Regions from separate parts of the Mus musculus genome. Here regions 1, 2, 3, 4, 6 and 7 are each linked to region 5. The links are chromatin loops, found by intact Hi-C in ENCODE. Cell type or tissue: heart. All regions are shown on one strand. Region 1 has its middle 12 kb from the start of Krt84. Region 2 has its middle 5.7 kb from the start of Krt84. Region 3 has its middle 19 kb from the start of Gm35853. Region 4 has its middle 13 kb from the start of Krt72. Region 5 has its middle 19 kb from the start of Krt78. Region 6 has its middle 9.5 kb from the start of Krt76. Region 7 has its middle 8.6 kb from the start of Gm52200.

Region 1 (4,000 bases), 450 kb after region 5:
GGAGTCAAGAAAACACAAGCACTTCCCACAGGGAGGGATAGTCAACAGATACTCATCACCAATGATATGCCTGTGAAGGTCATCACCCAGAGACTATGAAACACTACTGTAACCATGCTCTATAAGGTAAAGAGACACACATCAGAAATGACTAAGAGAGTAAATTGGATATTGTAGTTCAGACCTATAATCTCAGCATTCTGGTTGAGGTGGAAAATTACAAACTTAATCCAAGGTCTCTATTGGTTACAGACTGAGTTCAAGGCCAGCCTAAGTGACTTTGGAGATTTGAAGTTAGATACTCCAAGACCCTGCCTCAAAACAGAAAGCTTAAAAGGGGATGAGACATAGATCAGTGATAGAGCATTTGCCCAGCATATTCAAGGGACTAGACTCAATCCTCAATAAAGAAAGAAAGGGGGAGGGAGGAGAGAGAAACAGAGAAAGAGATTTTCTCAGCACTAGAGAACAAATGATAGAGACAAACCCAAGTAGATCTTTTAGAACTGGAAAGTAGAATATTTGGAATGTGAGAACAGAGAAGAATGGACAGGAAAGACTCAGTGTGCTGGAGACAGAATAATAGTCATTATCCACTAGGAAGAACAAAGGAAAAAAGAACTGGGAAATATTAGGCTGGAAAAAGTATCACATTGCACATGGGAGCAATAATTCAAATCAGCATTAGCAGAGTTCTCATCAGAAGCACAGAAGGCTGTGAGGCAGCGAACTGCAACTCCCAAGGGCCAAGTAGGAAAAGGACTTCAGGTGCCTATTTGTTTGGTGATGTTTCTATGTGTGTGGTACCAGAGCTGGAACCCAGAGCCTGGTGTGACCTGGCTAAGCCTCTTCCACTGAGCTTTATCTTGGCCCTGCAAGTTCAAGACTCCATAGCCAGCAAGCACATCCTTCTGAAGCAAAGGCAGGGGGGATAAAAGACAGGTATGCTTTGTAAGCAAGCCCCTCAAAGTAAAGGGGGGGGACACCTTGGGGAACTGGGAAACGTGCAGTGCAGGGATGAAGAACACAAAGTATCCAATTAGATGTAAGACACTGACTTTCTTCATGTAGCAGAGTGAAGGATACAAAGTATCTAACTAGATGTAAGAGACTGTCTTGCCTTCTGTAGCAATGCAGGAATGGACACAATGTATCCAACAGATGTTAGACACTCCTTTATAGACTCCTTTATAGACTCTGAAAAGTGCACAACTGTTGAAAACAAAACAGCAGCCACTTCAGAGCAGGTGGGGATGGAAGTAATAAAGCCCTAGCTCTATCCAGGAATACTGGTACATGCCTGTAGTCCTTATGTTTGGGAGGTTAGGAAGTAAATCTGAGGCTAGCCCAAGCTATATAAACACTCCCAGGTCAATCTAGACTACATACAAATCCTCTCTCTCTCTCTCTCTCTCTCTCTCTCTCTCTCTCTCTCTCTCTCTGTGTGTGTGTGTGTGTGTGTGTGTGTGTGTGTGTGTGTAGTGCATACATATATATTCTAGCTCTATGTAGACTGGGAAATATTTTTTATATGCATTGAGACTCTAATTAAGTTTAAGTAAATTTTTTGAGTTTTACTTTATTATAATGGTGTGTGTGTGTGGTAAGGTATGACTGTGGAAGTCAGAAGACTATCTTGTGCCATCTGTTTTCTCCCTAACCTTTACATAGACTTGGGTTCTGGGGATCAAACTGAGGTCACCAGTCTTTACAGCAAGCCACTGAGTCATCTCACCAACCCCTAAAAGAACATTTTTAAATATTCAAGGAATCTAAAGAAAACAAAAAAGAGGTGATAGAAGGCAAACATCCGGAAGACCAAAATGAAAATAAATAAATAGAGTCATAGACTTAAACAGACCCACATTAGTAATTGGTTGTGATACACATGGTCCATCCATTATTGTGCCAGGAGCTCCCCTCTTCTGCTTCCATCAACAGAAGCAAACCCAAGGTCCAAGAGGTTAAACTCCTACACAGGGGCACGTGCTTGCCTGACCCTGAACACTAATGAGCCACTTGTCTTGTGGGTAGACTGGAGACCTATTTCCAACCTCCAAGAGTTTGTGGAGGTCAAGCTCATGCCACAGTGCACCTGAAGCACTTAGCTGGCCTTACTTGGCACTCAGTAGGTGCTGCACAAGAAAGCCTTCATGTTGCTTCAATAGATGCATCTGCATTCTTCTTATTATTATTATTAGTGACTCACAAATAGAGACAGAAACCCACTACTGCATTTTTATCCAAGGTGAATGCCATGTGGGCACACAAATCTGTGGACAGCTTCAGTTCCCAAAGAGTTGACATCTTGGGCAACTCCAGACACCTCCTTTGCCTTCCCTGCTCTTCCTCAGGCTTTAGGAAGGCCAACTGAAGGCATTTGCTGCCCTCTGCTGGCCACTAGCTCCAGAGGTTCATGCTAGAAAATCCAAGGCAAGTGGCAGGAAACTTGAACATCTTTTAAAATCATTTTTCCCCTCCAAAATTTTATTTAGGAACCAAACATTGCAATGATCAAAAAAAAACTTTGCAGAAGAATCCTATCTCTCCCTCTCGCCAACCGTGGCTATCTTTTCAAACTCCTGTACCCTACAGTCTTTTTTCCCAGAGGATACTCACATCACTCTGGGGCAAGAAAGAGCCATATAAGGTTCTAAGTCCAGCAGTTTTCAAACCTGGAGTGGTCCTCCGGGTTGGAAGTCTACAGCTGTACAAATGTGGCATTTTCTGCCCTCCTTCAAATATTTGAGAAAGCTGTTCATTTATACACATATATAGTCAGCCAACACTGAATTCTCAGAGCAGTTGTAAGTGCTAGGAACCTACCAATGGCAGACAAAATGCCTGTACCCTTTTGGCTTATTTTGGGATGAGGCGATAAACACACAATGGTGGCTATGTAAGATGCATGGATTATACAGTGCAATAGAGGGTTTAAACTCTAAAACATATTTTAAAAGTAGATCATAGTCTGTCAGACAACTCAATGAATGAGTCAAGTGTTTGTCATGTGGACACAAAGACCTAAGTTTGGATCTTCTTCACCCATGTAAAAGCCACGGTGCAGTCATGAACATCTCTAACCCCAAGGCAATGGGGCAAGGACAGGTAAATTTACAGAGCTCACCAACCTAAAAAAGAGAGCTTTGGTTCAGTGAAGAGACCCTGTCTCAGAAAATAAGATGTAGAACAGTTGAGGAAGATAACTGAAGTTAATCCCTGGCCTCCACAGGCTCCCACATGGGTGTGTGTTACTACACACACACACACACACACACACACACACACACACCACATACACACGAGAGAGAGAGAGAGAGAGAGAGAGAGAGAGAGAGAGAGAGAGAGAGAGAGAGATTAGAGCAAGGTAAGCCGGATGGAGACAGCCTTAGGGTAGGAGGGCAGGTTACCATTTTTGAAAGAAGAAGAATCTGAAAGATGACATTTGCACAAAAGACCCACAAGCACCAATGGAGCAAGCCTTGTGGATGAGAGAACAATGAACAGAAAAGACACCCACTTGGAAGCTCTGAGACGGGTGTGTGCTTGTCACTTTCAAGGGCCAGCATGGGTGCTGAGGTCACAGGAAGGAGACATGTGAAGAAGCAAAAGGACAGGCAGAAAAAGGCCTTGTCACCTGCTCTTCAGAGTCTAGGTGACATAAGGAGTCACAGGGACATTAGAGGTAAGTGCCACAGTCCAGCCTAACCTGTGATGTGTGGGTCTCCTGAGTTGAGACTTAGGGACTGGGGGCATCAGCAGGGAGACCCATGACACAGCTTGTCTGTTCTCTCACTAAATACAAGGTGAAATGCACAGCTGTTTTCTGGGTCTGTAGTTCAACCAAACACAGCAAACTCCACTCAAGCTGAACACGTGTCCCACTCAAAATGGTTGTGTTGTCTCCACACAAATTCTACACAGCTTGTAGAAGGTCTCAACTGTCCTTGGGTGCCCTTTGTTATGCTCAGAGTTCCTGAGCCAATCTCCTGAGGACACC
Region 2 (4,000 bases), 430 kb after region 5:
CGCACATGTGCAAGACACTCTCCGTGTTATGAACAGCACATGTTATGCACAGCCTCGCCATTCCATGGATGCACATACACACATCTAGAGGCGACACATAGGACCCCATCATGCTATGTCAAGACTTAGCTTAGCATCTCCCATCTCCACCATTTGTCCCCATGGCCTTGGAGCTCCCACCAGGGGCAAGCTTTGGAAATGGGTGACATCTGGCCTAGGAGGAGGACCAGGACACCCCCCTAACCTCTCCTCATTTAAGGAGTCCAAGGACTGGAGTTAAGCCTGGAGGCCAGCAGTCTCACCCTTCATGAGGCCCTAGAACCCTCCCTGCTGGCTGCATTGACCTCAGAGTTCATCCCTCCTCGAGAGTTTTCTGTCCCTTGTGGTGGCCCCTGCTGGAATCAGAAGGTGCCTCCTCCTTCCCACAACCACATTCAGAGTCTCCATTCTGTGCAGAGCCCTGAGCTAGAGGCCCATGATACCAAGATGAGAAACAAGGCCTGTTAACCTCCCAGAACTCTGGACCAAACTGTGCAACCATAGATGATGCTCAAAACAAGCTAGTGGCTGTGCTGAAAGCTGGTTAGAGAGGCTCACAGAGACCCAAGAGAGGAGTGTGATGGGAAGCCTGGAGCTGCAGATTCTGGGCAGCCTGTTTAAAAGAACCCTCTCATCCGCTTTTTGTTTGGGCAATCTATTTTTGTTTTGCATTTTACTTTTGAGATAGGCTCTCTCTATGAAGTCCTGGCTGTTCTGGAACTTGCTGTGTAAACCAGTAATAGCCTCAAACTCAGAGAGATCCTCCTGCCTCTGCCTCCTGAGAGCTGGGATTAAAGGCGTGCGCCACCACACCCAGCCAACAACAGATATTAAGTACCTGCCTGAGTCAGGCTGGAGTGCTGATGGTACAGAGGTGAAGGAGACAACCCTTCCTGTAAGTAACAATACTAAGAGCCCTTAGGAGAGATGAGACTGGAGGTACCTTTGGCAGGCCTGTGCCAAGGTGTGCCACTAAGAAATTATGCCTCGCAACAGATCTAGTGTAAAAAGTTTGTTGGGGGAGGGGGGAGAGCAAAAGGCTGCCTTGAAGTGAGCACATGAAAAAGAAAGACTGAGCTCTCAGTTTCCTCCCTCCCCCTCCCCCCTCCCCCTCCCCCTCCCCCCTCCCCCTCCCCCTCCCCCCTCTCCCCTCTCCTGCATCCTGGAAGCTGAGGGGAGAGCTGGTGTGGCCAGTACCTTTTATGAACCACACCTGCCACACCTGAAGTACTTTGAGATGGCAGGTAATGATGTAATCTGCTGCCAGGTCCCTGAAGTTAGGCCGATGGAAATACCTGATTGCTTACACCTGTGACAGGATGCTAACTGGCACAATCACTGCTGAGAACCGAGTGTTGGTTTCCAAAAGTGTTACACATAGAGTTACCTAGCTAGTCCACTCCTAGATACATACTCAAGAGAAATGAACATGTGTTTCCATACACAAAAAAGCTGCTACATGGTTCATAATAACTAAGACTTGGAAACGATTCAGATACCCATCGGCGGATAAGCAAAATGATATGGCACAGCTGGACAGTGAAAATATAACTTTATTCCTGAGAAGAAATAGGATGCTAATGGGTGCTACAACATGGGCAATCCTTGAAGCACTCGAAGTGAAAGAAGCTGGCACGATTGGCCACTAATTGGGTGACTCCTGCATGTGTTAGGAAATACACAGATAAAAGGTAGCTCCTAAGGGCCAGCCGGAGAGGAAGCTGGGAGCCAGGGAAATAATGACAGCTGCAAACATCTGACAGAAATTTTACCAAGTCCCCTTAAATAAGCCTGTTGTGTGGAGCTGTGCATTGTACTCTGGGGCTTTTAAGAGCAGCTTAGTGGGAGTGCAGAACTGAAGCAATGATTATAGCCGTTGTCTCTGACAGAAATATGGCTGGATGGCGGGGGCAGGGCTGAGTGGTGGGGGGCAGGGCATGACAGAACTTGGGGTCTCAGTGTAGCCAGCAAGACTCAAAAGCTCCCCCTTCCGGAAGAGCAACAGGTAGCAGACAAGCCTGAAGCTCAAAGGTCTGCAGGACTGTGAGATGAAAGAGGCCATTACTGTGAGGCACAGCAGCTGGCAGGGGCATAGTGAGGGAGAGCCTCCATCTCTGCCTGCACCTGTGCCTGCCAAACTCCCTCCTGGTTTATAACCTAGGTCTCTGGAACTAGGAATACTCTTGGCCTGGAGTCAGCAACCAGCCTCTTGTGAGACTTTGATTCCAGGCCAGTCGGGCTCCTGAGAGTGATTGCTAGGAGGTGGAAGAGCCCAAGCAAGTGCTACCCGCAGCAGCCATGGACACCCTAGCTCAGGCCTGGTTACATCTCAGGGACTCCACACAGCTTCTTCAGGTTGTATCGTCTTGCAGTAGCTACTCTTCCTTCCACGGTGTGGGAGGTGATTCACAGCATGAAAGTGCCTCCTGGTGGTGACCTGCCAATTCTCATTCCACTCTTCTCAAAAACACCTCCCTCTGTGCAGACCCACTGGGTACCAGGAGACAGGAGGAATCGCCTATCCTGGTGGGTGGCATGAATCTAAACCTTGCTACTCACTGAGGGTCCCAGTAGGGACAGCCAGGGAGCAGTTTGCAGAGCTCTGAGGAGGATGAGAGGAACTGGAGGTGAGCACTATATTCCTGTGTCTGCCTTCCCAAGTGTCTCACAAGCCCATGTGCCTCTCCCTGCCCTGGCTGTCGAGTGCTTTCTGCCTCAGAACTTGTCCCCAGAATCCTTTGCTCCTGTGCTTCCCAGTGACCCTTCCTCATCCAGTCACCTCTGTGGTCTCAGGTTCACTTACTTCGCCCTCTTTCCAGCTAGAGTTACCAAGCACTCAGAAAGAAACCCAGCAGCTTGGCTTGGGACAATGGCTTCAAAAATGGCACTGTGATTCTGGGGGGCTAAGGATTGTTACATCCAAGGCCTGCCATGGAATGCAGATAGTTCTAAGACAACCTGGGCAACGTAGTAGGAGATGAAGGGTGGGAATGTAGCTCAGTGGTAGAGCAGTTTGCCTAACATGCACAAGACCCTATGTGCAATCCCAGTATAGAGTGGAGGGGAGGGGTGGAGTGAGGGGTGGGGGAGGAGGAGGGGAGGAGAAGGGAGGAGAGGAAAGGAGAGGGCAGGGGAGGGGAGGGGAGGGGAGGGAAGGGAAGGGAAGGGAAGGGAAGGGAAGGGAAGGGAAGGGAAGGGAAGGGAAGGGAAGGGAAGGGAAGGGAAGGGAAGGGAAGGGAAGGGAAGGGAAGGGAAGGGAAGGGAAGGGAAGGGAAGGGAAGGGAAGGGAAGGGAAGGGAAGGGAAGGGAAGGGAAGGGAAGGGAAGGGAAGGGAAGGGAAGGGAAGGGAAGGGAAGGGAAGGGAAGGGAAGGGAAGGGAAGGACCCTTAGCAGAGGAAGGGAAGCTGGGACATCAGAACCATAGGGCAGGAAGATGCCGCTCTGCCAGCATGATTGCAGTCAACGCACACACCGTGAAAGCATGGTGGAGCTCTGTGGAAGCAATCTGAGCCGCACATACTGCCAAGAGCAACATTTTCACTCCGGACTGGTTATGTGGAGTAGGCAAGAAATTTGAATCCAGCCAGAAAAACTCATCCTTTGGTAGGTAGCAGGTGTTGCCCAATAAAAATGGATCAGTTTACCTCCCCTAAGGAAACCTTTGGACCCTCAGTCTGGGAAGGCACAGACAGGAAGGTGCCGGACGATGGTAGCTTCTGCCTCTGACCCACCCACCCAGCCAGGCACTCTGGAGGGGCCACTCCAGAACTCGCTTTCCAGACAGGAGCAGGTCTCGACATGAGAAGCTCAGCACAAACGCATGCCCAGGCAGAAGGAGCAGTTTAGCAAAGCCTCCTCAGCTCCTGGGCTTCCCCTCCTGTCCTTCCCACACACACCCACAGGCCCAGCCAGACCTACCCGGACTTCCTGGACCTCCCCTGGCTAGCTAGGAGGGGGTTCT
Region 3 (4,000 bases), 630 kb after region 5:
CCAGCCCCTCCTCTTTCCTTCTGGCACAGTCACCCAGGCTGCTCCCCAGTAGAAAAAGGTTGACCAGCCCAGACAACCAGCACAGCGGCCACCACTGCCCTCTCCTGGCAGAGGCAAAACCAACACATCTCTGGAGCCTCCAGGAAAGAGGCAGAAAGAAAGCAGCTAGGGATGTCTTTGGAAGTGCTAAATGCCAGCCTCAGACCTACATATACTTGGCTCCAATTTTAGACCTCAGTTCTGAGAGTCACTCAGGACCGATGCCCCTTTCCTTCCTGCGCTGTTTCCTCCCCAACACCATCCACTGAATGGCTGCCACAGCGCCCAGTGGCTGCGGTGGTATAACTCACATGAAACCCTTCCCCTGCTCATCTGCTTCCTCAGCATCAGGTCTAGAGTAACATCACCACCACCCCCCATGGACACCCCATTCCAAGAAACCACCCAACTGTCTGCAACTCCACTGCCCCTGTTCCCTGGATCCCTTTCTTTTGCTTTAGACAAAATAAGGGATCATGCTGATCTCTTTCTTGTGCTTTGGTTGGTATCCAGACAAAATAAGGGGCCGTGCTAGATCGGACCTGGTGCCCACTCCACATGAGAGAATTTACATCTGGTACCGAAAACTCAGTCAGAAGCCTGTGGCCAAAGAAGTCATAGACTCTAGTAGAGAAACCATTGCTGTTGGTTTGCTAAATGGACATGGTGTGCCCAAGAATGGCCATCTAAATAACTACATCTGTGCCCAGAGAATACTGCTCCTGTCCACTCTAGTCAGAGAAGCTTCTTTTTGCAATGATCAGCCATAGTTGTGAAGATTGATGCCTGGTCAAGAACAGAGAGAAGAAATGACCATCGGATACCCATGCATAAATGGGACGTCTGTATCATCCAGACCCCAGGGAACATCCTTCCGAAGCCCAGGGAACATCTTGGGGGGGGGGAAGAAGTAGAAGGAACGTAAGAGCCTGGGGAAGTTGGGGAATTGGGGTGAGGTGCTGACTTCCTGGCGTGACGTGGCTGCTGTGCTTATGAACTCACACCAGCTGTGACTGGCTACCTGCACAGAGACAGCATAGGATTAGGCCCCTCAAGATCCCGTCATAAACCTGGATGTGATGTCACATGCCCTCCATCTCAGCACTAGGGAGGCAGAGGCAATCTTTGTGTTGAGACCAGCCTGGTCTAGATAGCTAGTTCCAGGCCAACCGAGGCTACACAGTGAAACCCTGGCTCATAAAAGGGGAGGTGATCTGGAAGTGGAAGGGAAGCTACCTGAGAAGAAAAATATAATCAAAATCAATACATGTGTGAAAATGTGATGAAACCCATCGTTATGTATGATTAATGTGTGCTGATAAAAAAGCATTTTAAAGGAGAAACCACACTTGGGATTTCCCACAGAGAGCTAATGGGGGGTTGGCTAAGACACAAAAGAGAAAGGGGAACACCTGTCACTCTCTGGGGATTAGGAAGCCCAGAAAGTCACCCTAGAACTGAAGGAGGCAGGCTCGAGCAGGGAGAACCTGTGGTGCTTTCTGGACTTGAAGGCATGGGACTAGAGAAAGCACGGCTGAATATCAAAGGCTATATGACATTCTGACAAGGTATCCGACTCTGGATCTGCAGGGGAAAGGGCAAGGGTTACACAGCTGTCCTAGGAGGAATGTGGGTGATGTCTCCAGGTCCCTTGCCAGAGCCTCTGCTCAGAAATAAAAGATCACCCCTCCTCTGCTGGCTTGCTTCCATTTTTTTTTTAAGCTTTCAGGGTGTCTGCTAAGATATCTGAGTCTGATGGCTGTCACAGTAGCCACTTAATTTCTGCCCAAAGGAAAGCAAACAGAGCCAAGGTACAAACACCCCAACTCCCAGACTTTAGGGTCAGCACAGCTAAGACACAGAGAAGTCACTCAGTCTCTGTCTCTCTGTCTCTGTCTCTCTGTCTGTCTTTCACACACACACACACACACACACACACACAACACATACACACACGTGCACACACATCTGTGTCTCTCTCTTCCTCCCTCTTCCCCCTCCCCCTCTCCCTCCCCTCCCCCTTTTTCTCTCTGTCTCTCTCTGTTTCTCTCTCACACACATACACACACACACACACACACACACACGCACACACGCACACATCTGTGTCCCTTTGTCTCTCTCTCTGTGTCTCTCTCTGTCTCTGTCTTTCTCTCTCTTTCTCTCACACACACATACACAGCACACACACACACACACACACAACACAAACACACACAGCACAGAGCCAGTCCTACCCTCCTTTCACCTGCCTTCCTTTGTGGCTCTATCTACAATCTGCAGGCTCCGAGCGCCCCCTGCTGTCCATTGTCACATCTATACCAGCACACTGAACAGTGAGCCCTTACCTTAGGGACTGGGACAACACCCTACTTATGTGAGCCACAGAAGAGGCTTAGCACCATTTGGGGTTCCCTTCTCCCCTCCACTGCCTCCAGTACAGAGGTGGATTGCCTGGCAGAGATCTGTGCTGAGAGCCACAGGTGCCCTGACTCTGGGCCCCCTGTAGGGTCATAGGAGAATTGTCCCAAGTTCTGAGGTTGAACCCTAAGAGAGAAATAAAGGGGCCAGGTTCAGGGCTCCTTAATGGAGTCTATTACAGATCTCTGTCCCTGGTTGGAGGTTGAGAAACCCCCTTTCTTCTTCACATCTGGCATTTCTTGCCCAAGCTGTGGACTCCCGAAGGCTCCTGTGCCGTCTACAAGGCTGTCACAAACCCATGTGGCACCAGCCTGATAGTCCTTCCATGAAACATATTAAGGTATTCCACTTGTGTCCAGAGCCAAGAAGGGAGAGAAGGCACATGGGCTGACAGGGAGGTTGAGAGAACCACATGGCACAGTACACACACATCACACATTTGCACTAGTGAATATAGACATGCATTGCACACATGTATACACACGCATACACAAACATATGCATTTGGGCTTTATGGGTCATATAAGTGTATACATCTTAATGGAGGCATCCTACAGACACCGGCCACCAGCATAGCAACCATCTCTGCAAATGTGTGCACATACCCTGGTCACTGCTCACATGCACACATCCCAAAAGTGCTGAAATGATTCCACAGTGAGACGGAACTAAATTTGAAGCCTGATTTTGCCCTTGCCCTTGCCCTTGGGCTTGTACAACTTTCAGAGTCTCAGTTTCCCCATCTTTGAAAATGGGTACTAAGGTTACCTGCATCCAGGGCTATAGGGACTGAAGAGGATAATGTGTGTGGTTGGCCAGGTACAGCACAAATGTTCTGTGACTGACAGAACACATCCCAGGCCTGTTTGTGACAGGATTGGAAAGGGACAAGAATGGTCCCTATCTATGATTTGAAACACTGTGGCCTCAACCTAGGTATACACGTGACCAGGAGCACGCACACACTGGGGGCACTTGTGTGTTTCCACTGTTTATTGAGGCTGCTTAGCTACCGCTGTGCTTAGAGCCCATGAAGCCCAACCCTCTGGTGCCTGTTGGGACAGGACCTGGCTGGATTCTAGCATTCCTGCTGCCTCCACTTCCTCTTGGTCACAGACAAGGAGTGCAAACTAGACAGCTTAGGGATCATTTAATCCCTAGGCCACAAAAGGCTTTACTTTGATACATTGTGGCCTTGGCGTGAGACTTGGGGAGCCTAGGATACATTGTGGCCTTGGTGTGAGACTTGGGGAGCATAGGGTTCTCCTGAGGACTCTACGGCCTGCTCACCCCCTCCCTGTTTGCACAAGCTGCATATGCTAAGACCATAGCTCTGTTGAAGCAAAGCTCTGGGGTCCAAGCACATATCCTCCCAATACCCTATGGCCTATGGCAGAGGAAAGGAGTTCTTTGTCCTGTGTCAAGAGGAAAAGGACCATGGTTCATGTGCTGACACAGAGCCACAGAGCCATCAAGCCAGTCACAAGGTCTATGGGGCTTCAAGGCCACCCCCTGGAGGCTTTATATCAGTCACAACACT
Region 4 (4,000 bases), 200 kb after region 5:
CTACTGAGGGTAGGAGAACCCAGCAACAAACAACACAGTGTCTAACATGGCAGCGAGTAGAGTTAACTTCTATGAAGAATTATCAGCATAGGAAGATGAGCAGTTTGGGTGATCTTTGTAGGCGTGTGTCTCTTTGCAAGGATGCTGGTTTCTCAGGTGGCCAGCCAACTGATGTGAACAGAGATCTTATCATGGGCAGGCCGGTCTTTCAAGAACAAGCTTTGTTGAAAGGTGGCGTTCCAGGTGCCTATGACATCTTTTCCTATGTCCATCCTTCCTTGATCCATATCAGTCTATCCCTTAGCTGACTAGACTCTTCTCACCCAGGGGCCATTTATCTATTTTCCACTTATTGAGAAAAATAATTTCCTCATCTTTTGTAGCCAGGATGAAATTTCATTCCCTCCCATGCACCTGTTGTGCCCAGTTCTTCCAGGAAACCCCATCAAGCCACCTAGCATGAAAAGAGAAGTGACATTCTAGCTGCCAGCCCGACCATTCCCCAGGCCCCACTCTTCAGGAGTGCAAGCTCAGAGGAATGAGAGTTCTGCTTATAGTACCTGGGAATAGTAGGGTCTCAGCAGGTACCTGTGTAGCTGTGACACCCCTTGAACCTATGCTGGTATCCATGCATGTCCCTCCCCTATCCCTCAACACCCTCTTGTCCCAGGGTCCTCATGTGTGGCTCAACTCAGGATATATTTCCTGCGAGAATGTGCTACTAAGTGGAGTCTTTGCTTCTGGGGAATTAAGAGCCCTACATAATACAAACGCCTTAATGCCTTGCCATGTAAGTGAGAAAACACCGGGTTAGTAGGTTTGTGTTTCTAACACAACCACATACATACACTTTACATAATTTATTGTTGAAATGGGGGCCCTTTGATATCATCAAATGCTAAACTGATCCTTGGGAAAGAGGCAAAGCAAAGACATCCAGGCTAACGTCCCTCTGGACCTGCCTGGCATTCTGACTTTGGATTTTGCTTCTTTTAATTGCCAGTTGTGGCGCAGTAGAAAAATCATGCCCTTGTAAAAATGGGTTTAACATTAGCTAGCCTTGTCCTTTTGGTGTGCCGGGAGCTCAGCTCAGCCCCATTGGAGACTTTTCTACCTGGCAGAATGGCTAATTCTCCTGAGAACTGGTATGGACCATTGTCAACAATGAAAGTGCTACTGTCATACTGCCCAGTTTGCTCTGGGGTGTTGGGACTCAGGGAGGGAGGTTAAACAGCTCACCAAGGATCAGACCATGTATCGAGGAGGGACAGAAGTGGGCGTTGAAGCCCTGTGAGGTTCTGGGGTCTGTGATTCCAGTCGTGGAGGACACCTCACAGCTGTTATGACTGCAGCTGTGTGTTGCGTAATGAAGACTCACGTGATTGGAAAGTGTTGCTAGGTGATCGTGCCAGGGTGCAGGCGTCAGAGTGTGCTTATGCGGAGTGTGCTTATGCCCACCTAGGCAGTGCAGCTCAACCCTGAAAAGATGTACACAGCTGTTGCTGGGGCAGCACAGTGGATAAGCAGAAGTCACACTCTCTAAGATGACGAATCAATGCATCGTGTAGCAATGCAGGCACTGGTGACAGCCATCTGTCTTCTTGTCAAGTATTGCGACTGCCTATAATTGTTTTATGCCTGGTGGTGTTGTGAGTGTGTGTTCTCCAGACTTACCACGAACACCTGAGTCCTACCCAGTGCTTTGGAGCATCATCAAATGACAGAAAGTTTTCAGCCTTCTTATCCCACTCTGGGACCTGGTTATATACACTGTTGTTTGTTGACCTGAACCTGTCGTGTGTCATTGCAAGATCTGAGTGACTGATAACTTCATTTGGGAAGAGTCTTGCTGAGTAGCCCTGGCTAGCTTGGAACACCCTGTGTAGCCCAGGCTGGCCCTTGACTTGCCATGGTCCTCCTGTCTCTCCAGAATACTGGGATTTGAGGTATTCAGCACCATGTTCTGTCCACGGGACTTGCATCTGTGGGTCTTTCTCTGTGTTTGTAGGATGTGTACTGATTGGTTCAGGGCCCAGGAGTCGGGCAGCAGCAGAAGTTGATAGAGTTAGACTGTGTATGGAACGTTGGATTTGTCTCAAGTGCTAACACTTCTGGTACATCTAACCTGTGCACACACTGCCCTCTGTCAGCAGCTCCTGGTACTGCACCTACCTCGGCCCTGAGAAAAAGATTACAAAGAAGCTGTGGGGGATAAACCCGGGTCAGCCCAGTGCCTCTCTGGGGGAGGAGCTGCTTGGCTCCCTGGCATGCCTAGACTGCTCCCAAACACTGAGTTGCCAGGGCCTTGTCTCCTGTCTCCTCCTTCCCCTCCTCTCCTCTCATGGAAGGAGAAAGGAGGCAGCCCCCTCTTTCTGAACCTCCCCACCTTCAGTAGCTAGCTGTTCTTTCACAGGGCTTTCCCTCAGGTGTCTGAGAACATCCCTGTTGTGTCAGAGGTCCTGGGAGCGTGGGAGGTCAGTCACTCAGCAACACTCCCTCCTCCAAGTCCCACTGGCATCTCAAGCAAGTCCCAACCTTGGCTATAAGGGCGACCTTTGAATAACTGTCTCTCAAAGCAGATGAACCAGCACTGCACAACTGTACATAGACAATCTTGTACAGGGCTTCCTGGAGGAGGATGTGGAAGGCTACTCTGTGGGTTCCCCAGGACTCCATTGCCTTAAATGCCTTCAGGGTGACTGGTGATTATTTTGCATTGCCTGTCTGTCTCTGTATTCCTCTTTGGCAGCTCCTTTCAGCACCAGCAGGGGGCTGGGGTGTAGAGGTGTCCTCCCTATCTCCTCCAGCCTCAGGGTAGCATCCACTCCACATCCCATGTTGCTGTGGGTCTCCCTTAGGAGGCCGATGGTCCTAACCTCATATTTCCTACCGTCTGTCCCCACAAGGGTTTTAGATCTAGATCTCCGAGGTTCCAGGTCCTTCCAGCTGTAACTATAGATGAAGAAGCAGAGGTGGCCTGGGACACTGCCAACCAGCAGTGCATTTCATTCCTGGCTTTGTTTCTTTGCTACTCATCAGTCTGCCTGCCTTTGTTGTCTCTTTATTTTAACAATGGGGAGAAGGGGAAAGGATTGGCGTGAGGGTGAGTTAAAATGGTTGAAGTGCTGATTCCAGTGACTGGTGCCTGTAAGCCGTGGACAAGCAGTTGCTCCGAACTTCTCTGAAATGTGCCTACCAGACTAGCCCATTCCAGTCCTGCTCCATACAGCTCTTACTGCATTCTCCTCGGACCCCAGAAGGCTCTTTCCCATGGCTGCTGGCTTGCTCCACACTACCCTCTGCTCTTCCTCATGACCTGGAAAATAAGTGTGCCCCAGTCCTGATCTCACTGCTTCCAGTCTCCTGGCTCCCTGGTGGTCGCTGTTCTCCCATCTTGGCTCTCCTGGCTCCTGGTTCATTTTACAAAGCCCCCTTCTGATCTGGCAGTGGGCATTGTGACTTGTGGCCAGCCATCAAACCCCCACTTGCCTTCTTGAGACCCCTGGTCACTAGGGAAGTGAGGATTTGGTTCCCTGGCACCCGCCCTCCCTGGCACTGTGAGGGAAGGGTGAGTAGAGCTTTCTAGCTACGGAGGGAGAAGATGATGTTGTGGCTCTGAGCTCCAGTGGCCGACAGCTAGCGGCTCCTAACCACTGCTTGCTCCAGTCTCCAGTTCTATGACCAGTCTGCGTCTGTGGGGATAGGGCTCGGGCAGGACATTTCCTGAAGTCAGCAGGTGGCCTGTCCCTCAGTCTCTGGCTGGGCAGCATGCGGATATTTGTGTTGACAAGCTTCAAGGGCTTGGTTGGCAGTCTGTCGCCAGCCGTGGTGTGCAGCCCCTTTCTTCAGTCTCGGCTCTTCACTGAGCAGCTTTTTCAGACTCTATCTTCCCTCAACACCCTTCATTTTCCCCCCTTGATATCCTACCTCTGTGTCTCTTCCTCCCAATCCCCACCTTCTCTGGTGTTACCTGGTGCCCAGTACCTTGGTCCTACCCAGT
Region 5 (4,000 bases):
GTGGGAGATGAGATCCAGAAGGACTCTGGCCTTGACCTCTGCTCCTAGTAAAAAATGAATGTCAGGTAGAGTGAGACTATCAGGTGACAGAGGACATGGGTCCTAGGAAGCCTGGTAAGAGTCACCTGGAGAAGGGTTTTGAGGGAGAGGGGACAAACCAAAGGGACACCTCGTCTGCATGGCTAGGGATCTTGAAGAAGGGGACAGTACTTGTTCTGTCCCCTTTATGGAACCCTCTGTGACTTCTATCCCTTTGAGCTCGTTCTGAAGGTTGACCACAAGGGACCAGGTGACCTTTTGATTAGAAAGCCGTATAAAGGTGAAAGGGCCAGGTGGAGCTTGGATGTCTTTCTCACTCCTGGTCCTTGATGTCTTATCTACAGGGCAACCTCCAGGGCTGGCTGGACACTGGTCATTTTCAGGGTCTGGACTCCCAGAGGTTCTGGGACATGGCAATCACTCCACTCTCTGTTCTCTTCCTTCTCAGCCACGCTTTGCCAGCCTCTGCACCCCTGTCCTGACCTACCGAAGGGTCTCTGGAAGGCTAAGAAGGGCTCCCTTCAGTATTTGGACTCTAAGCAGGCCCCTTTCTTTTTTGCCTTTAGATTTTTCTGTCCCCCACTTTGCCCCTAAGGCTTGGATGAGCCAGAAGGGTGGGGCTCCCTGTTGGCAAGACTCAATTTTGCTGGCTGGGAGTTTTTCAGGGTGCTAATTAAAAGGAACCACCCAGAGAGAATGACTTCACTTGTTCTCACACACACACCCTTCGGCCCTGCCCTCTCCAGTGGCCCCATTCACACGCCGGGGCGCACTGCGGGTGGAGGAGCCCACGGCAAAGGCAAGACCCTTTGTGTCTGTCCACAAGCCAAGTGCAGGCTCAGAGCATTTTTAGCATTTCCCCTCCTAGTCCAATGTTGCTGTGGCTGCATTTCCCTCGCTGGTCCCCTCCCTGCTGAAATAGACAGGCAGAAACTGACTCTGGGTGGGAAGGAAGATGGTGTCTTCCCAGGTCACACGCACCCCCCCCCCCCCGCCCCACTCTCCCAATAGGAGCGCTGCTGTGAGGAAATCTTTCCCTGGCTGGGATTCCGTCCAGTTCTCGGGCTTCATCCCCTGTGGAATGGGCCTCACTGAAGAGAACTTAGTAGGGCCACTGTGTACTGTGGTTTTGAGGATCTCTCCGCATTACTTACTGTCTTCTCTGCTCCCTAAACTCTTCCCAAAATGTGGTCACGATCCCTTTCCACTCTGCACTGCCGGGTGGCCACGTGAGCCTAAGGTGGGCTCTGATACTCATGTTGGAATATTTAATGATGGTTCTTAGAGCCCAACTCTCCCAAATACTCTTGCATCGCTTTTTGGGAAGACCACGTTGACTCACTTGGTCTTGGTTATTTAGTGGAGGGGCGAAATGGTAACTTTCTGGGCTGACTCAGGATCTGGGAGATCCTGGGTGCTAGGCAGCGTTAGAACCGCTGGGAGGCGAAGAGATGCCACGAGCAACCCCAGTGGGGAGAGGGGAGGAGCTAGGCTATTTCCCAGTCTCCCTGCATTCTGGGATTGCCCTGTAGGGGTCGCCCTAAGCCAGGTTTCCACAGATAGCAGCGGCTCATTGCTTCTTCAGAGTCTGGGTCGCATCTCCGACCCTCTGTCCCCCAGTTTGAATTCTTTCCTTCCTCCAGGGTCCTCCAGCTACCAAGAGTCCAGGAAAGGGCACAAAGCAGGGACAGAGACAGCTTGTGACCTAGAGGCTGTGAAGTGACAGGAGTGACAAGTGTTGGTGGCTAGAAAGAGCACATGCAAATAGCATGCAAACGAGCATGGCTGGACCGTCCTGAGTAGCACCTGCCAGTCTGGGCCCAGGCAGGCATCCTTTTCCTAGCCCTGGGTGAGGATAGAAGCACCTGACTCTTCCCTGGCTGTGTAGACACGTGCTACCCCTTAAATGCCACCATAACTCAGGCAGGGGCTATCGTCCTCATTTTACAGATGGCTCCCATGAATGTTTCTGCTTTCTCCCTTTTCTCTCTACAGATCAGATCGCAATCCCAAGTGAGCGTGGGACTAATTCAGCAAGCAACCCTTCTCTTCCAGTAGGGTCTGTTGCTCTCCGGTGCAGAGATACTGAGAACCTCTAAAACACCACAGGAGGGGGAGGATGGTGTCATAGGGGTGCCAGCTTTCATCTGCCTGGGTCCCACTGCTTGCTTTGTTGTCTCATGAGGGGGTCACTTGTTCAACTTCTCTCCCTTCTCTAGGTTGGTTGCACCTTTTCCTTTGTGTTTGTGTGGGGCCTGGGATTTGGAATTGTCCTATCTAACTCACCAGTGACTTGTTGTCTTCTCAAGGCCCAGGGGCTGAAGGTGACATTCCAGGAGGGAGGAAGACCTGTTCCAGCTCTGCCTCAGGGAGGAGTCCATCTTTGGCTCCTTAACACCATAGCCTCTCCAGCGTTCTCCATTTTCTGGGTCCTGTTCTTTCTTCCCTACCAGCCTGCTCAGCCAGGTCCCCCTTCTCAATGCCGCTCTTTTGGTTGCTGAATTCCTCTGAGTCCGTCCCCCCCCCCCCCAGGCTTTACTGTTTCTGAATGTTACCATCACTTGGGCCTCTACAAGCCCTAGACTTCTACCCAGGCATGGCTGTGAGGACTGAGGCTTGGGGCAGAGATGTTGCAACCTGACTTGACGGGGGGGGGGGGGGGGGGAGTTAGGCACACACTTGCTTTCCAGTTCCACACTATCTGCACCCTACACGAGCCCCTGTGGTCACGGTTCCCACGGAGGTGACCAGACCTTTGCCTCCCCACCTCTCTCCTCCATTCACACACCTCCCTCCTTCCTGAGGTCATTATGTGCATCTTTGTCGACTGCACCACCTAACACTTCCCCAGATGTTCCATCTGGTCTGAGCATGGCTCTTTCTCCCAGCCCCCCAGATAGGGGAGTATCAATGCCAGAGGGCAGATAGACATAGGATTTGGAGAGGAATTACAGTCAGCTGCAAACTCCAGCTTTGGTTGTGGGATCTCGGTCAAGTCCTTTTAGGTCTGCAGAGCCTTAGCTTTCTTAGCCATAAAACCAGGTTTAGCCAGAGGTGGCCTATGTAAAGCACCTGGCAGATATTAGCTTCACATATAATGGCGATCTTCAGGCATGGTGTCAACCACAAAAAGTGACTTCCTGGAAGAGGCCACGAGGAAAGCACCCCCATCCCTCCCCCTACCCATGCCCTCTCAGTGCCCTTCCCTCCTTGAGGGTGCCTCCCTTAGCCCTTTCCTTATTTTGCTCTGGAGAGATGTGGGTGGAGCAGAGCTCTGTCCCTGGAAAGGGATGGTGGTGGGCTCTGAAGGTCCCTGCCAGTTGCCGGTAGCAGGAAGTGGGCCTGCCTGAGTAGATGGTCTGAGAGGTTTCTACAGCCTGGAAGGGGCAGAAGCTCTCATCCAGTCCTTCACAGGAACAAGGGTGGAGAAAGGGCACCAGCCTACGGGGCTTCCCTACAGAGAGCGAGCACCCCGTGCAGACTGGCTCTGGTCTCCTTCCAGTTTCGATCAGAGGGCGTTGTGAGGCTTGGAGGGGTGGAGTTGGAGGCTTTTCTTTGGAAACCCTCAAAGCTTAGGAGGAGAAGAAAGTCAGGTCAGAGACTATCTTACAGCATGGAACCTTGCTGTCAATGACAAAGCACTCATGCCGAGAGCTATGTGTCTAGGATGTGTGTGGGGAGTCCAGACCTCCACATACAACCTCAGATACCAGCTCTTACACATTCATAACACCTGTCCCTGGCACACTCTCCATCCTGCATGCCCCTCTTACACTCTTTACACACTCAATATGCAGCTAAATGTTGCATACACGTGGGCCATGCCTTTATATATTTTCTCCATTTTATTTTTCTCTGGAGGCAGTCTGTGGGTGTAGCCCAGGTTGGCCTCAAACTCCTTGTCTTCCTGTGTTAGCATCCTGAGTGTTGGGATTTCAGGTGTGTACCACCATGACTACCC
Region 6 (4,000 bases), 71 kb after region 5:
GTGAGCAAAGGTCAGATATAGCCTTCTCTAATTTTGCTAGTTCAATAACAAAACTGTAGACAGCTACTTGAGTGAGATGATTTTAGGTTGTGATAAGGATTCAGAGGAAAGGAACTAGGAGCCCAGTGGAAGAAATGACAGGGCTGATAATGGATTGAGTGGGTCAGAGAGCAGTGAGCTGTTGGGTGATGATAGTTTCCCAGGCAAGGGTGGGTGGGTAGGGTTGGTATGGGGTCGAGTTCCTGGATAGACAGGCTAGAGCTGTTCATGAGATGGCTAGAGGAAGTGTCTGGGTGGTAGTTGGATATGTGTGTCCTGAGAGAGGGCCACCAGATTGGAGAGACTCTTGTGGGCGTCATTGATATCTGGAAGACAAGAGTAGTTTTGGCAGCCACAGGGACTGATGGGTTCATTCAGAGAAGACAGAAAAAAGGGGCGCAGGTGAGATTTACAGAGCCTGACATGTAGAGTCACAGTGAGGAGCACTGCCAACCAGGTTACAGAGAGGTTCAGGTTTTCTGGAATGCTACAGGAGATATTAAGGGGCTTCTAAAGTGTCTCTAATAAAAATTCAGAATCAGCTTAGCCTTCCTTGGGATAATGTCTAGGGCAAGTCTCCTACCCAGAGAGTGGCCTCTGCCATTGCTGGTCCTTCCTGGACTCTAGCCTATGCTCCATACCCTTGCTCAAATTGATGGTGTTTTTAAGAAGCCCCGTTGTATAGGTAGCCTCTAGGAGTGGTGTAGGAAGCCCAGAAGTGTGACAAATAGGACAATTCCTTAGAGGTGTCATTGTCTCAGGGAAATGGCCATGACAGATGACTCTGATACCAGGATGTGAGACCAAGGAAGCAAATGTCACGATAGCCTGTGCATTATCAGCCTCACCCTGCCTACTCTAACCCAGGCTGAAGGCAGTCACAGGGACCTGCCGAACTTTAGCCTTCATTCCTTCTTCTCCTTTCCTTTAAAGCGTGGCCGTTCTATGCTGGCTTTTCAAGGGTTCTTAGGATGCTGGGCTTTAGCTTGCTCCTTGGGTATGAGAATTGCCTGGATATTATCCCAAGGAAGGCTAAGCTGGTTCTGAGTTGTTGTTTTTTTTTTTTTTTTCTTGGAGCCACTTTAGAAGCCCCTTGACATCTCGTGTAGAAGCACTCCAGAAAACCTGGACCTCTCTGTAACCCGGATGACGGTCCTCTTCATCCTTCTTACCAGAATTTTCATTCTTCAAATAGGTGGGGCCAAGGCTTGCTTGTGTGCACTGACTGGATGACTGGACTCTCACCAGGGGCAAGACAAGAACAATCAATTTTTACTCGTGATTCCCTCTGTCTGATAGCTCCCCCTTCACCTCACTCTGGGCGAGGGTGTATCAACAAGCTCTTTTCTAGGAACTGGTGATTTACTGGTTCACTCCCCCCTTGACACTGGGGTGTTTGTAGATTCCTTTCTCTCTCTTGTTGGGATGCAGGCCTCGGGCCAGAGCAAACATCAACAGTGCTGATAACACACACACACACACACACACACACACACACACACACACCAAAGATCAGAGAGCAGCTATATCTTCTGTAGACTGCTTCAACCTCCCGGTGCTCATGAGGGTGTGAGTGTCAAGTCTGGGGGTAATTTGGAGTTGATCTCTTCATCCCTGTTTGGCTGAAGCTGGGTAGGATTTCTGTCAGCCAGGAATCAGAAATCTCACCTGGTGGATCTTAGGCCATTCCTCTCTGCCTCCTTAGCCCAATGTTTTTCTCTCTCTGCTGACAAAGGCCGCACATGGGGACACCTTGTGGTAACAATGTGATGGCAGAGAAGACTCAGTTCTGAAAACACATTTTCATGTATTTTTGTGTGGTTTTTGTGTATACTCCTTACAAGCCCTTTTAACATACACACTGGCTAAGGGCAAGCTAATCACCTGAACTGGAGGCCGGAGGCTGGAGGCCGGTTGTGTCTCCTAGGAAGCTGTGGTTGAGCATCTGATACGCTTGGAAGCCTGTCCCAGATGAATTGTTAGAGCTCCATCAATGAGGCGGGAAATATCGCTCTGCATGACACTAATGCTGTGGTTTGCAAGGAATGTGAGTCCCCTCCCCCAGCAAAGGGTGATGTCTAGTGGCGTTTCATTTGCTCTAAATGATATCTAAGAGGCTTAGTTGTTATTGGTATCCCGAAGCTTGCAGGTCTGCCCCTGAGAGGGCAGCAGCTTCATTGCTGGGGAGCCTGCACAGGGACAGGAACTCGCCTCAGCACCCCTGCCCCCGGGGGACAATGCTACAGTTGAGCTAAACAGGGACTTTTCTGCGTTTGAGAGAACTTTTTGTTTTTGTTTATTTGTGTATGCATGTATTTGTCTTGACTGAATCTTGCTTAGATGGCCCTTACTGGCTCAAAATTTACTATGTAGGCCAAGTTGTCCTCAACATCACCACAGAGCCCAGGGACCCCCAAATTTGCAGGCAATCTTCCTGCCTATGACTCCTGATTTCTGGGGTTATAGGTGTGAGCCACCACGTCCAGCTCATGAGAACTGTTGTAAAATGGAAATCCTCATTAAAAATTTTATTTATTTATTTATTTATTGTGTGTATGTACTTGCATGGCTTTATGTGTAGTACATGTATGCAGGCCAGAAGAAGGTACTGGATCCCTTGGAAATGGATTTATAGGTGGTTGTGAGCTACCTGACTTGGGTGTTGGGAACCAATCCCATGTGTGTGTGTGTGTGTGTGTGTGTGTGTGTGTGTGTGTGTGTATGTGTGTGTGTGTGTGGCCATGGAGGCCAGAGGAACTGGGTTGTCTGGAATTGGAGTTACAGATGGTTGATGTGGGTGCTAGAAACTAAATCTGGCACTCTTAACCCTGGAGCGAACTCTTCAGTCTCCTTCTATGGGGACATTACCTGATGTTCTTCACTGGCTGGTACATATAGTGCGGGACCTCACCAGACTGATGAGAGGGGAAGGGGGAGTCATCAAGGCAGCTGTTGTCCTGACATTTAACAAAAAACAGTGGATGCAGCGACTGATCTTTGTAGGTGTGGTAATTACAGTGCTTAGGGAGCCTGATGGGTAGTGGCAGACTTGGGCCTTAAATCCTGTCCTTGTAACCACTGTGCTATGCTGTTAAACAGGCTGTCTGAATCCTTATGGGGTCACCTGTGTGTTCTGTAACTCTGGAATGTGGGGCTAATACGAACTGAGGAGCCATAAATCAAACCTGAGGTTCATCTGTCCAAGGAGAGGGGGGCACCTTCACAGGAAAGATTAATGCATGTACGTGCACGTGTATATGTGTGTGTGTGAGTATGTGTGTGTGTGTGTGTGTGTGTGAGTGTGTGTGTGAGTGTGTGTGTGTGTGTGTGTGTGTGTGAGTGTGTGTGTGTACCTTGATGATGATGGATGGCTTTCTGTGTTACCACAGAGGCATCCACCAGGTTTAAAACCATTTTCATGAACACAGGTTGATGCTTCGAGACAAATCCAGCTGTCATGTTCCATGAGTGCATTCTTTAGATGTCAAAGTGGATTTTTTTCACAAAAATGATATATTTGGACTTGCCGAAGTTTGTATAGACAAAAAAGGCTCCGTGAATTTACCTCTGGCCTTGCAAGTGGATAATTTGATTAAACTCTTGGGTTAGGGAGCTAGTTGATTCAAGCAACCTAATTAACCTCATATCTTTTTCTGTAAGGTGAGATTGAAATTCTGGCCTCGAAGAGTTTTGTGACAAATAGAAATTATTCTTGTAAATAGCCTAAGGCGAGACTTTGTACACAGCAGGGACTCAATCCATGCTAGCCATTTTAAAATATTACTTAATAATTTTTAAATTTTTATTTTGTGTATGAGTGTCCCCCTCTGCATATATGTATATGTGTCATGGGTGTCTAGAGCTCTTGGAGACCAGATGAGGGCATTGGATCCCCTGAACTGGAGTCAGAGTTGGTTGTAGTCACCACGTGGGGGTTGGGAACTGAACTTGGGTCCTCTGC
Region 7 (4,000 bases), 650 kb after region 5:
CAGCCCCCAGATCTTCCTGCTATGGAAACCCCCTCTCCATCCTAAAACCCCTGCCAGCTGCTATCTAGAGAGAAGCACAGGGCTAGCTTGCTGGTCTGAGTCTCTACAACCTCAACCACTTCCAAGGCAGCTGCCATAGCCAGCTGAGGGGATTCTGAGCCCCAGCTGAGGCCACATTCCACAATCCCTGACACCACTCCCTTCAGCTTCCTCTCACCCTCAGCCCTGAGGAGGCAGGGCCATCCCTGGTGACTCTTTTCTGGGCCTGTCACCATCATATGAGGAGCCCTGGCTTAGAGAGTGGTGAGCCAAGGACACACACACACACACACACACACACACACACACACATACACACACGAGGCCCTGTCATGTCACGTCACTCAGTGGGGTTGAGGCTGAAGCTCTTTTACCCAATCCCAGGTCTCCATATAACCAGGGCTCACACCAGAATCCTAGCCAGGAGTCACAGCCACTTGTGGGCAGTGGGAACCAGGGGAGACAGGAGATTGGGGACAGGTAAGGCCAGGTCCCAGGCCAGGGTGTCCCAAGTAGAGATGCAGATTCTCATAGATTCTCCAGTTCAGTTCAGTTCAGTTCAGTTCAGTTCAGTTCAGTTCAGTGAAGAGGTTCTTCCTCCTAGGAAACCCGCCCTGCTCTCCAGCAGCCATCATGGCCCAGGTCCCTGCCCTTCTTGCCCCCACCGTCCAACCTCAACTCACCCCATGTTCATCAGAGGGATGATTCTCCCTGTCACAATGTGGGTCTTTCAAAAGCCTGGGTTAATAGCACAACCCTCCAAACACTTCCGCCTTCAGCCTGCAGTCCTCATCACGGAGTGACCCTCAACCCACCACAGCAACCAAGAATCCACTGTCTGCCAGCCACACCCAGCCCAACCCAGCAGGACCCCATGATGTACAAAATGGTGCCCAGGCACAGTGAAAGCCATCTTTCCTTCCAGGCCAGCCCCATACTCCTCCAGCCCATGTTAGGCCTCCCTATAGCCCTAAGGCAGGCTCCAGGTTCCAGCTCCAAAGGCCCTCTTCCCTCTCACCCAGACTCCCAGCAACAGCTTTGGTATTCTTCACACCTGGGCACTCTTTACACCTGCACACACTTCACACCTGCACACATACTTCACACCTGGGCATTCTTCACACCTGGGCACTCTTTATACCTGGGCACTCTTTACACCTGCACACTCTTCACACCTGGATACACACTTCATACCTGCGCACTCTTCACACTTGGGCACTCTTCACACCTGCAGCACTTCACACCTGTGCACTCTTCACACCTGCACATACTTCATACCTGGGCATTCTTCACCCCTGGGTACACACTTCACACCTGCACACTATTTTCACACCTGCACCTCTGAGCAATAGGTTCTCCAGCCCAGCTCTCTCCACCTGACATCCCCTGCCACCCTGACTCCGAACTAGATCCCCACCCCACACCCCTGCATGTCCAGCACATCCCATGATGGTCCTGTGGCAGGAGTATGTATGGTTGCTTGAATCTCACTTATAAGAAGAGTGACATAAGACTCCAAAGCTGTCCTTGAGTGAAAATGTGGAAGGGAGTGGGGGTGGACAGGGCCAGACTCAGTCTTTTACCTGAGTCCTTACAACACAACTGTGGGGACCCTAGGCCTGAGAGAGTCAGAGGAACCAGGACATTTACAACTGACACCATCACTGACTGCCCTTCTCCTCATGTACACACACACACACACACACACACACACACACACACACACACCTTTTAAACCATGTGTGTATAACCCAGCTCTCCCAGGCCTGCAGCTTCCTCACACCACACCCAGACCTGCTGGGCAGGCTCAACAGCCTCTCTTGTCCACCTCCCGCAGAAAAGCTGCCGCAGCCCTGCCCCCACTGGGAAACAGCAAGTTCCACGGAGCAGGAGCGCCCTCCAGTGGACAACATAGGACTAGACCTCCTTAGGCTCTTGGGACCGAACCAGAGCTGGTGAAGAAAGCCACCAGGCAGTTGGCAAGGGTGAGTGAACTAGGAAACAGAGGCAAGCGGTGCTGCAGCTTGAGTCTTCCTTCAACTCAGTGATGGTTGGACTGGAGCTCGAAAAGTAGGCAGAGTAGTGCCCTGAAGCTGATGAGTGAGATTGTGACGTGGGCCTGGGCTGAAAGGTGAGGGAACCAACGGAAGGGTTCCCTTCCTGTCAATGAGTTTGTACAGGAGGACCCACCCGTGGAGTCCCTGTAGCAGGCAGAAGTAGGGCTTAACCAAACCTCTCTATATAGCCCCATTACTCCACCCTCCTCTCTAAACAGCTTTCTGGGGGAGCTGCCGGTAGCCCTATGAGCCACTCGAGAGGGGCACCAGTGTGCATACACAAGAGAAACCGACGAACTTGCCAAACAGGCCAAAGCAGTCCTCCAGGTGAGGTCGTCAGGAACCCACAGAATCTTCTCCCACCTATGAAACATACATGGCTTAGATCAAAAACCCTAAAGTAAGTTGAGCAATGGCCCCAGAAAAATCTACCTGGGAGGATGACTTCATCTGGAGTATGCAAGTGAGATCCCCTCTAGTTCCCAAGTGAACCCTAAATCTAATGACAGGTATCCTTGTGAGAAACTGACAAGAAGAATACACCGGCACGTGGTGAGCTCAGAGCAAATCTACGAGGACTGCGGAATCCTCCAAGCTGCTAAAAGCCAGCAGAAGGAGGCAGAAGAAGGGTCTGCCCTGGAGCCTTCACCAGGGCCACAGCCCTGCAGACCCCTTGATATAAACATGGACTTACAGACCTGTGAGGTAATCGATTTCTGGTGTTTTAAGCCACCAAGTTGGTGAATCCTTAGGACAGAAAATTAAGACACTCGTGAAAATTAAGTATCTCTGCAAGAAGGGGCCGTGACTATGGACTTAGAGCCCCTAAGGGGAAGGGGCGTGACTATGGGTTTAGACCGCCCCCCAAGGGGAAGGGGCGTGGCTATGGGATAGCCCTCCTAGGAGGAAGGGCATGACTATTGATTTAGCCCTCCCAGGGGGAAGGGGCGTGACTATGGGTTTAGACTGCCCCCCAAGGAGAAGGGGCGTAACTCTGGGCTTAGACTCACCCCCAGGGAAGGGGCGTGGCTATGGGATAGCCCTCCCAGGAGGAAGGGCATGACTATGGCTTTAACCTCCCAGGGGGAAAGGGCGGTGACTATTGACTTAGCCCTCCCAGGGGGAAGGGGCATGGCTATGGGCTTAGCCCTCCCAAGAGAACCATGAGGGCATCTCCATGAGGTTCAGGTCTAGGATTTAGCTCAGCAAAGTGGGGTAAGGGAAGATCAGGAATTCATGGTCATCCTGGCCCTCAGCCAGCTCCCGGCCCACTTACCTACAGGAAACCGTCTCAAAGGCCCCACCGCACCACGCCTTCAAAAGTTGAACACTTCCACACTTGCTCACCTGGCAAGCACCTATTGACAATATCATGTAATTGGGCACCTTCATTCTGCAGATGTCCTGAGATTTAACAGTCCTGGGGACTGTTCTAGTAACATTCCTATTGCTGGGGCTAAGACACCATGACCAGGTCAGCTTATCAAGTGTTCATTTGGGCTCACAGTCCCTGAGGGTTAGAGCACATGGCCCTTGTGGTAGGGAACATGGCAGCAGGCAAGCAGAAATGTATTTGCATAGCCGCTGAGAGCTTACATCTTGATCCACAAGCATGAATCAGATGCGATGATAGATAGATGATAGATAGATAGATAGATAGATAGATCACAGCATGAACCATCTTTGATGACTTTTGAATGCTTTTGAAACTTCCAAGCTCACCTTGGCCCCTGAACACACCTCCTAATCCTTCCCAAATAGTTGCACCAACTGTGGACCAAGTAGCCAAATCTATGAGCCTGTGGAGGCCATTCTCATTTAAACCACCACAGGGACGGTTACAAACAATGCGCGTGCCCACTTTGCGCCCCCCCCCCCGCCCCCGTGAAAACCCTCCTGAGCTC

What was found. Peaks named below come from ENCODE experiments on the same cell type or tissue, not always from the same donor. Only the 100,000 strongest peaks of a DNase experiment are listed, where the experiment ranks them.
Region 1: it touches region 5 in a loop (8-fold over the local background); 32 of 42 quality-filtered maps call a loop at or near these places.
Region 2: it touches region 5 in a loop (3-fold over the local background); 24 of 42 quality-filtered maps call a loop at or near these places.
Region 3: it touches region 5 in a loop (4-fold over the local background); 41 of 42 quality-filtered maps call a loop at or near these places.
Region 4: a loop joins it to region 5, with 6 times the contacts of the local background. A loop is called at or near these places in 35 of 42 quality-filtered maps.
Region 6: a loop joins it to region 5, with 2.9 times the contacts of the local background. A loop is called at or near these places in 3 of 42 quality-filtered maps.
Region 7: a loop joins it to region 5, with 5 times the contacts of the local background. A loop is called at or near these places in 39 of 42 quality-filtered maps.

Annotation. Positions count from the first base shown.
Region 1 is chr15:101,518,364-101,522,363 of GRCm38, reverse strand. No RefSeq gene overlaps it. Among named protein-coding and RNA genes, the nearest start is that of Krt84, 12 kb to the left of the region's middle. In heart, a CTCF peak has its summit at 2,400 (motif pointing left); no DNase peak of the experiment used is centred here; H3K27me3 peaks cover 1,805 bases.
Region 2 is chr15:101,536,505-101,540,504 of GRCm38, reverse strand. No RefSeq gene overlaps it. Among named protein-coding and RNA genes, the nearest start is that of Krt84, 5.7 kb to the right of the region's middle. In heart, a CTCF peak has its summit at 2,040; no DNase peak of the experiment used is centred here; H3K27me3 peaks cover 2,471 bases.
Region 3 is chr15:101,338,073-101,342,072 of GRCm38, reverse strand. No RefSeq gene overlaps it. Among named protein-coding and RNA genes, the nearest start is that of Gm35853, 19 kb to the left of the region's middle. In heart, CTCF peaks have their summits at 103 (motif pointing left) and 2,367 (motif pointing left); DNase peaks (open chromatin) are centred at 133, 2,342 and 3,472.
Region 4 is chr15:101,771,033-101,775,032 of GRCm38, reverse strand. No RefSeq gene overlaps it. Among named protein-coding and RNA genes, the nearest start is that of Krt72, 13 kb to the left of the region's middle. In heart, CTCF peaks have their summits at 2,149 and 2,794 (motif pointing right); a DNase peak (open chromatin) is centred at 2,162; H3K27me3 peaks cover 2,861 bases.
Region 5 is chr15:101,971,410-101,975,409 of GRCm38, reverse strand. It overlaps a transcript of Krt78 not described here. Among named protein-coding and RNA genes, the nearest start is that of Krt78, 19 kb to the right of the region's middle. In heart, CTCF peaks have their summits at 1,305 and 1,539 (motif pointing right); DNase peaks (open chromatin) are centred at 849 and 1,549; H3K27ac peaks cover 840 bases; H3K27me3 peaks cover 1,808 bases.
Region 6 is chr15:101,900,397-101,904,396 of GRCm38, reverse strand. No RefSeq gene overlaps it. Among named protein-coding and RNA genes, the nearest start is that of Krt76, 9.5 kb to the right of the region's middle. In heart, a CTCF peak has its summit at 1,806 (motif pointing left); no DNase peak of the experiment used is centred here.
Region 7 is chr15:101,325,370-101,329,369 of GRCm38, reverse strand. No RefSeq gene overlaps it. Among named protein-coding and RNA genes, the nearest start is that of Gm52200, 8.6 kb to the right of the region's middle. In heart, a CTCF peak has its summit at 1,945 (motif pointing left); DNase peaks (open chromatin) are centred at 129, 1,939 and 3,179; H3K27ac peaks cover 363 bases.